Regions from separate parts of the Homo sapiens genome. Here region 1 is linked to region 2. A link is a contact called in ENCODE Hi-C data. All regions are on one chromosome and are shown on one strand. Each heading gives the region's core, a stretch centred on a gene start or an enhancer-like site at or near the end of the contact. The rest is flanking DNA. Distances are from core to core; before and after follow the strand shown.

Region 1 (4,020 bases), core at 1,471-3,970, 160 kb after region 2:
CTAGAATCAGGAATCCAACTATCCAGTCATTCATTTGCAGATTCATACATGCATGTTTTTATTCATTTATGCATACAAGCATTCATCTATTCCCAGATTAATTTGCATAGTAGCCTCCCAAGATATATTTGAATGCATAAGTACAGGAATTCATTTATTCATCCATGCACAAAGTCATTTATTCATGCATCTATGAAGCATTGATTCACTCTTTCATTCATGAATTCTTAAATGTATTCATTAATCTGTTCAGCAAATTGCCATTTAAAGCTTACCATGCAAAAACTGCCAAATTAAGCTGTGTGTGGAATGAAGATGATTCCCCATCTTCACAAAATGCATCTTTAAGAGGGGAGGGAAAAGACCTTAGGATAAAAATAGTAAATATTAGGTCATTACAAAATATGTGTTACAAGTCAAGTGTAAAAGTCCAAAAACAAGATTTACTTTTGTTTGGGGCAGAGGTGTGGGGGATAGGAAGTATATTGGTCAGGAGAAGGAGGTCTTTAAGCTGAAGCATGACAAGTAGGGGGAATTTGAAGAGAATCACCCAAGGGAACTAGAAGAATCTGTGCAATGAGCTGAGAAAACACAGTAGCTATGGAGGAAAAGGTGCTGAGGAGTAGCTGGGGGCTCTTTTTTGCTGGAGTGCAGGGATTGGAGAGTCCTAGGATGCTAACAGAAGCTTGAAAGACAAGGAAGAGTTAGATCATGAAGGGCCGCAAATACCAAGCTAAGGAGCTAGGACTTTGATCCTGCACATGGTAGTGAGCTGGTGAAGGGTTTTGGAGGAATTTATACTATCAGAAATCGGTTTAATGAGGTTTAATTTGGTGGTTGTAAGTAGGAAAGTAGGGAGAACAGCTGGGAAACTAGTGAGGAGGAAGATATCAAGGGCCAGACCTGGAGCTATGAAAGAGGATGAGATGTGCAAGAAAGAGACAGATTTAGATGATGCTTTGATAGGACGTGAAAACTGATCACAGAAAAGGGGGAGGAATGTTTCTCTGAGGTTTTTTTTTTTTTTTTTTTTGAGATAGAGTCTCACTGTGTTCTCGCACTGGATCTCAGCTCACTGCAAACTCCGCCTCCCGGGTTCAAGCAATTCTCGTGCCTCAGCCTCCTGAGTAGCTGGTATTACAAGCACGCACTACCATGCCCAGCTAATTTTTGTAGTTTTAGTAGAGACAGAGTTTCACCATGGTGGCCAGGCTGGTCTCGAACTCCTGACCTCAAGTGATCCACCTGCCTCAGCCTCCCAGTGCTGGGATTACAGGCATCAGCCACTGTGTCCGGCCTCTCTGAGGTTTCAATTCAGATCTCCAGGAGACAGGGGGCCTTCTAAACATAATAAACGAGCAGAAGAAGAGGAACTGGGCTGGGAAGGAGGAGATAAAGCTTGGTCTGGATTTGCTCTGATTCTCATGATGCCAGCAGATATCCTTGAAAGCAGAGGCAAATAACTTTAGGCTCTGAATGCGGCGGCACACCAGAGAGTCCCTTCCTCCTTCCTGCCCCATCAGCTGCACCATTGGCCTCCACTCCTCTCACCATCAACTCCGGTGACCCAGCCTCTGGTCACTGGAGGAGGCAGAGCTGGCCTGGGTGGGGGGTGGCAGGAGGAAGTGGGTGGTGGAATTACCCACAAAGTGACTTCTCAAGCTCGCCTATTTCTGGTGCCTCTCCTCCTGATGCATCTCAACCTTGGCCTGAGCTAATGAACCTCAGAGAGCAAAGCTGTCTTTTGTTTGTTTGTCATTTTGAAGTTTTCTGGTTGATTAAGATCTATGCCAGCAGGAGGGTATAAAATCACCAGCAATACTTCATTCGAGGATCACAGGGCACTCTCATCCCCTTCTGACAAAATGCTGAACTTAATATAAAAATGCTGTCCCAACCACTTTAGATCAGAGAAATTGTTAAAAGGACTTTTTTCTTTCTCTTTTTTTTTTCCCATCTGAATTGTTATTTTTCCCTCCTCTTATCATTTTCTGCTTTGTTTCACACCCTCTGTAAATCAGGTTTCTTTTAAAAGAGCAAAAATTGAATTCTAGTTACAGACAAAAACTACAAATGAATTTCACACTGAATGAAGTCCAAGGGAAGGAAAAAAAAAAAAAACTGTTACTGGGTGACACTTTGAAGTTAACTTTTCCTCACCAAACCCCGGTTATCGTTTTCCTAAGGACCACGATGTCACCTACCCCTACTCCCAGCCCCCTTGCCCAACCTGTACCCTTGAAACTCCTAACTCTTAGCAGAAAAAGAATGCAGCCGTCACAGCTTCAGTCTTCTGGGGGAATGTAATTATCTAAACTGGCGCGGATCCAGAGCTCAGCTCCCCCATGAAAAGGATTTCTTATGAAAGATTAAGTGGTAACACATATGTCAACAGCACTCCCAGCTCTGGAGTAATTCTGAGCAAACAAGAAAATGGCAACAGTTCCTGTTTCCAATCTGGAAACCCTCCCCGGGTCTTTTTCCACCCCAGGTGTCACAGAGCTCTTCAATTTGTTCAGGTGTTGTATCATGGGAGCCAATAGACAGGTGAGGGGGACAGTACGTTTATCCACGGTGAGGCTTGAGGGGATGGGAGCCAGAAAAGCAGCTGGTTTGGAGGCAGCCCTATAAGGCTGGCTGTTTTAGGGACGCGGCACCGGCCACCAGGCCTGCGTAGCCCAGGCTCCCTCCCGTTTCCTGTAGCCCTCCGCCTTGGCAGGCATGGCAACACTGCCCTCTGCTGGGGCAGCACAGTCATCACACCCCACCCAAGCTCCCCGGGCCAAGGACGATGGCTGGGAATGTGATGGGGAGGAAAAGGCTTGACAGCCAAGCAACCGCTAGGGTCAGCTCTTGTGTGGCTGGAGTGTCAAGAGTCCCCGTCTCTGATGTGTGCCTTAACCCAGGGTTTTAGAATCGAACAGACAGATCTGCTATGTGACCCTGGGCATGATTTACCTTTCAGAGACTCAGAACAAAGAGAAAAGTCACCTACATTAGAGGACTATGGTGAATATGAAATGAATATTAGCTTTTCAGCAAGGGTGACCACACGTCCTGATTTCCCCAGGATGGTCTCAGTTTTTGCTTGTGGTCCTGATGTAATTGTGAACGGCACCCCTTTCATTCTCAAAAGGCAATAAATTATATGGTTAGCCTATCCAAAACGCAAGACACTCTGCCAGACATAGTAGTTACTCAGCAAAACCTAGTTTCTCTCTATTGTACTTGAATGCTGATCTTCTGTGAATGCAGATAAAGGGACAGGTGAGGCAGTTTCCTTTCCCTTTACTTCTATGGGGTAAACTGTACACTAGCTTTTCTGCATCCAGCAAAGAAAGCAGTATGGCAGTGTATGGAAAAATCAATAGTGAAGAGGGTAGGAGTCATAGGAAGATAAACCAAGCCAACAAATTTCAGCAGAATCCTAAGCAAGCCCCTTCGTCCTCTGTCCTGCTGTCTCCCACGTATGAGGAGTGATCACCTTTGCTTTTCCTTTTTTGTAGGACTGCGGCAAGGCCCAAATGCAGCAATGGGTATGAAAATGCAGTCATAGGCAGAAGCAAGGTATCATTATCTCATTTTTGATGCATACCAACTATCCACAATTGGATATTTTCTAGAGATACTTCTCTGAAAAAGATGCAGAAGTTCAGCATGTATAGCCCCATAGCTATATAATATACATTCATTTATGTCTTCCAAGCCTAAGAAATGTGGGGAATTATTGAAATGTCTACCACTGTGATAGCTCAAATCAGTGACAATGGCCAAATTTTGTTGCATCAATGTCCCTGAGGGGAAGCTGGCACCAATGCCAGGATAGCAGCTGATCTGCGTGTCTATTTACATAAATTTGCATTGGTGTGATGTTGAAAACTAAATGCCAATATTAAGGAAAATCGTTTTCTCCCAGACTAAGTCATCTCAGCAGAGCACAGTAGCAAGGAATACAGGCTCTGGAACCTGGCCTGCTACCCTCTATTTGTGTGACCTTGAAAGTTATAACCTCTTGTGTTG
Region 2 (3,895 bases), core at 1,053-3,552:
TCTTGGTCTGCTTCCTGGGGCATCTGTGGGCATTTTGTACCCATCCTACCTTACCCTCGTTGAATGTGTGCCACCTCATTTAGACTTGGTCTGTACATCTGCAGAAAGAGGATGCGTTAGGCTGCTGCTGCTTGGATGTAGTGAGGGGAATGCTGGCCCAAGTTCAGTCTGGCTGAATCACAGTTGCCTCATTGACAAAATGGGGAAAATAATTACTATCTCACAGGGCAGTTGAAATAATTCAATTTCATAATGCCTATGCCATTGTTTTACAAACTCTAACAGCTAACACCAAAGTAAATTATTGTTTTTATCATGATTTTTGTTATGTTCATCTATGCCAAGCTCATAAAGATTATGGGATTAGAAGAGCCAATTACAACAGCCCACCCAGCGTCTATGGAAGGGCCCCAACTTTAAAGGCAGTCAATATATCCATTTTTTCCAGAACATGAAAGAAACGTTGAATAGCTATTTATTGTCTTCCAGCTATAATTGATTATGGGATGAGAGTTGTTTTGTCGATCTTCCATTACAGTGCTTGAATAAAAGGTTAGTAAATAATAATGATAACAGAGAAAAACAACACATTCTTTCTCAAATCCCACCCACGCTGCCTCTCTGACTTGTGTATATTTGAAAATGGTCTTTACAAATATCAATTCTGGAAAAAAATTTACGTTGCATTATAAATATAAAAATAAAACCAAATCAAAATTATTATCTTGGCATCCTGGGGACCCTCCCTGGTGTGGATGAGGGGGCAGAAAAGAGGGAGTGGGAAAGAATGAAGGGAGGAGGACAAAGACCATGCCCGGAATTCCCATGCCAGCGGAACACTTGAACAGCCTGTTTTTCTGCCCTTTAAAATTAAAAACACAAATCAATCTCACTCAAATTCTAAAAGCAGAAAGGAATGGGGGATTTGACTGGTAATGTTTAGAAATAAATGATTTCTGGAAATGTATTGTGACTTAAAAATTGAGAAGTTCTGTCTTTGTAGAATGAAAAGAGAGAGAAGCTACAATTTCCACACGCAAACAAACACCCCATCTCATCAACTCCACCCATTTCCAGCTCCTGGACATTTGTCTTTATTTGTTTCCTCCTCTTCTGAAGCAGGATTTCTCCTGGACAGCAGCCTCCTCAACGTGGGGGCTTATCTATTTATCATCCCTCTCTTCCAACATTGCTTCCCCCACCACCCCCAGCCACACAGACAGCAGGGATTCTTCCATCATTCTTTTCTTCCTTTTCTTGGGGGCACTGTATAGTCTGACCCTAGGCCCTCTTTCTCTCCCACAAAGCTTTTATTTGAAAGCAACAGAAAAGAGGATGGAAACTGAGGGTAATAGAGATTGAAAGAGAGGAGACAGGAGTGGCTGCCAAGACAGAAAGAACAAGACAGGCACAGACAGCATGCAGGGGTGGACTGAAAAGTGAGAAGTCAGGGAAGAACATGGGTTAAATAATCGATTTCAAAACTCACTCTTTGCCAGAGATTTTAATCAAATCATTTCCTTAACCCCAGGAATCTTCTGGGAATTCATTCCCTCTTTCTCTGTCTCTGTCTCTCTCTCTCTCTCTCTCTCACTCTCTTCCTCTTTCTCTATCCCAGACTCTACACAGAGCCAAAAATGCCCTTAGCTATGGCCTGTGCCAGCACCACCACATGTATCTCTATTCCCTCCACTACACATAGGTGCAATCGCACAACCACACACCATTACACACACACACACACACACAAAACCACCCCCCACGCCATATACTCAAGAGATGAGAAAAACCAAGCAAGTGGCCTGAGCAAGGCAAGCCCAGATCAAAGGGTTTTGGACTAGTGTCCTTTCCCTCTCCGTATACTGTCTGAGGGGTACTGTAATTAAGAAACAATTTATTCCTTTTCCCAACACATTGGATAACTACCTCTCATTTTACTCAACCAAAGTGGCAACAAGGCACCACAGGCACAACCCTGACAGAGAAGGAAAGCATTCAGGGAAACTGGGAGGTGGGGTATTATAAGCCTTCTTATTTTTTTAAATGGGTACTATTCAAAAGGGCTGCTTTCTTCACTGGCTACAGGTTATGTAACATCTAAATTATTTCCGGAGTTTCTGAACAGACCAGAGGTTCAGAATAATGGCACCCGCCTCTCCAGATCTGAGGGCTGCTGTCTTCTCCCAGAAGCCCCTCCAAGCCGCTCTGACCCCTGGTCTGGGGCACCCTTCTTCCTTCCCGGCATTTTTTACAAACACAACCTTCAAAATTAGTTCAGAGGCTTTGCGACCCTTTTGTGGCCCTGCACCGCCATCATGTGGCCAGAGCTAACACTGCATCCATGCACACTTACGTGAAAACCAATGAAACCTTAAATGGGAAGTGGCGTAAGATCAGGATTAACCTCCAGCAGATCCTAAGTGGGGTACTTTCCTGTCTTTGCTGCTGGTATATGCTGCAAACTATATTTGGAGGCCTTTTACACTTATGTTCCTCCGCTAGCCCCTTTTCATGGAATGCCTCTTCCCTCGTGTACTCTAAGTTCTAAAATGTAAGAAACTTGCTCATAGGACCAAACACAATTAATCTCTGACCTTCAAACACGTTTCATTTTATTTATTGTGATCGTAGCACTTACCAAAATTCTAAACTGTATGCAAATTAAATGTGTGTGGATTTCTCTCCCCTACCAGGAAGTGAACTGGCAGATGGCAGAGACTGTTTTTTTCACACCTCACAAATAGTAACGAGTCTTTAAAAAGTATATATTGAATGGAGAAAATACAGCAAATAAATGACTCACTAATTTCTTAGCTACCCTGCTTAACTTGCCCTGATGACCTCTTCCTTCCTCTTTTCTGCACAGTGTTGGGCACTGTGCAGCATATAGGTAAGAAACCCTGGAGTAGGAATCAGAATTAGGTTACACCCATGGGAGCTGCGTACCCTTGAGTCAGTCACTTTTTCCTCTAGGAGCCTTAGTTTTCTCAACTATATAAAGAGAGGATTGAATTAAACAAATCACTAAGGTCCATTCAGGTAGATGACGAGGTAAGCCTAAACAAAACTGACTTTTACTAGAGGAATTTTGACTCTGCTTTAAGAGACAAGATGCACTATAGTTATATTCTTTTTCCACTTATTCCAAGGTAATAATACACAGTATTAGGTACCCAATAAATATCTGGAAAATAACAGATGAGAACAGAAAAAAAAGTCAATAAGAAAACAAATTGACCACAGAGCAGTTGTGAACGACAAATGGCACACAACTCCATTCGTAATTCACATTCAGACTTTTTATGTCCTGACATAAGCATGCTGCAAAAAGACGTATCAAAGGCTACTAAGGTTAAACATAGGCTGTTCTGGACTTTTCAGAGAATGTTTCTTAGAGGCAAATCACATTAACAGCCAAACAAATCTGGCTCTAGATAAAGGAGAGGATGTTGTTTGAGATGCAAGAAGGACAGCATAGTGCAGGTGTTACAAAGCAGATAGGAACAGTAAACAACAAATTGTGGCAATATTAGCCACGAATTCTTCACCTGGTTTCAGAAGAAGCCGCTATCAAGTTGTAATCTAAATGAGTATCACCTGAAAAATCACCATGCTCCTATAACCGGAAACCCAAGCGGAACACTTCTGTTCCTCATATTGTATTTCACTGATAGACACAGTCCAGCCCAACTGCTTATTTTCACAGACAGCACAGAAAGGAAGAAAGTCCACCTTGTGTTTCTGGAGACCTCTTCCTATGCCTCGCAGTGGGTCAGGCATGTTATATCTGCTTAACAAGTTGTTCGGTACAATGTCCTATGAACACTCTCTCTTCTACAAATATTAACAGATTTAGTACCTAGTACTGAGAGGTGACAGAGTGCTGGCAGTCCTC

The links. Hi-C counts contacts between places; a loop is a spot of excess contacts on that map. Pooled maps may share reads with other maps.
Region 1: a loop to region 2 is called in a map of dorsolateral prefrontal cortex, with 4 times the contacts of the local background. The contact joins two enhancer-like sites. A Hi-C loop is called at or near these places in 5 of 168 maps with a recorded cell type or tissue (Caco-2, HepG2, dorsolateral prefrontal cortex and 2 more), 9 of 37 single-sample maps with no recorded cell type and 17 of 50 pooled maps.

The regions. Positions count from the first base shown.
Region 1 is chr9:117,486,416-117,490,435 of GRCh38, reverse strand. No RefSeq gene overlaps it. Among named protein-coding and RNA genes, the nearest start is that of ASTN2, 73 kb to the right of the region's middle. RefSeq lists an enhancer at 2,494-2,653. Within about 2 kb of position 2,720, at least 5 of the 41 ENCODE cell types and tissues checked have a DNase peak (open chromatin) inside an H3K27ac peak, as active enhancers do; they include dorsolateral prefrontal cortex, where a contact is called at or near this core.
Region 2 is chr9:117,643,263-117,647,157 of GRCh38, reverse strand. No RefSeq gene overlaps it. Among named protein-coding and RNA genes, the nearest start is that of TLR4, 59 kb to the left of the region's middle. Within about 2 kb of position 2,302, at least 10 of the 41 ENCODE cell types and tissues checked have a DNase peak (open chromatin) inside an H3K27ac peak, as active enhancers do; they include dorsolateral prefrontal cortex, where a contact is called at or near this core.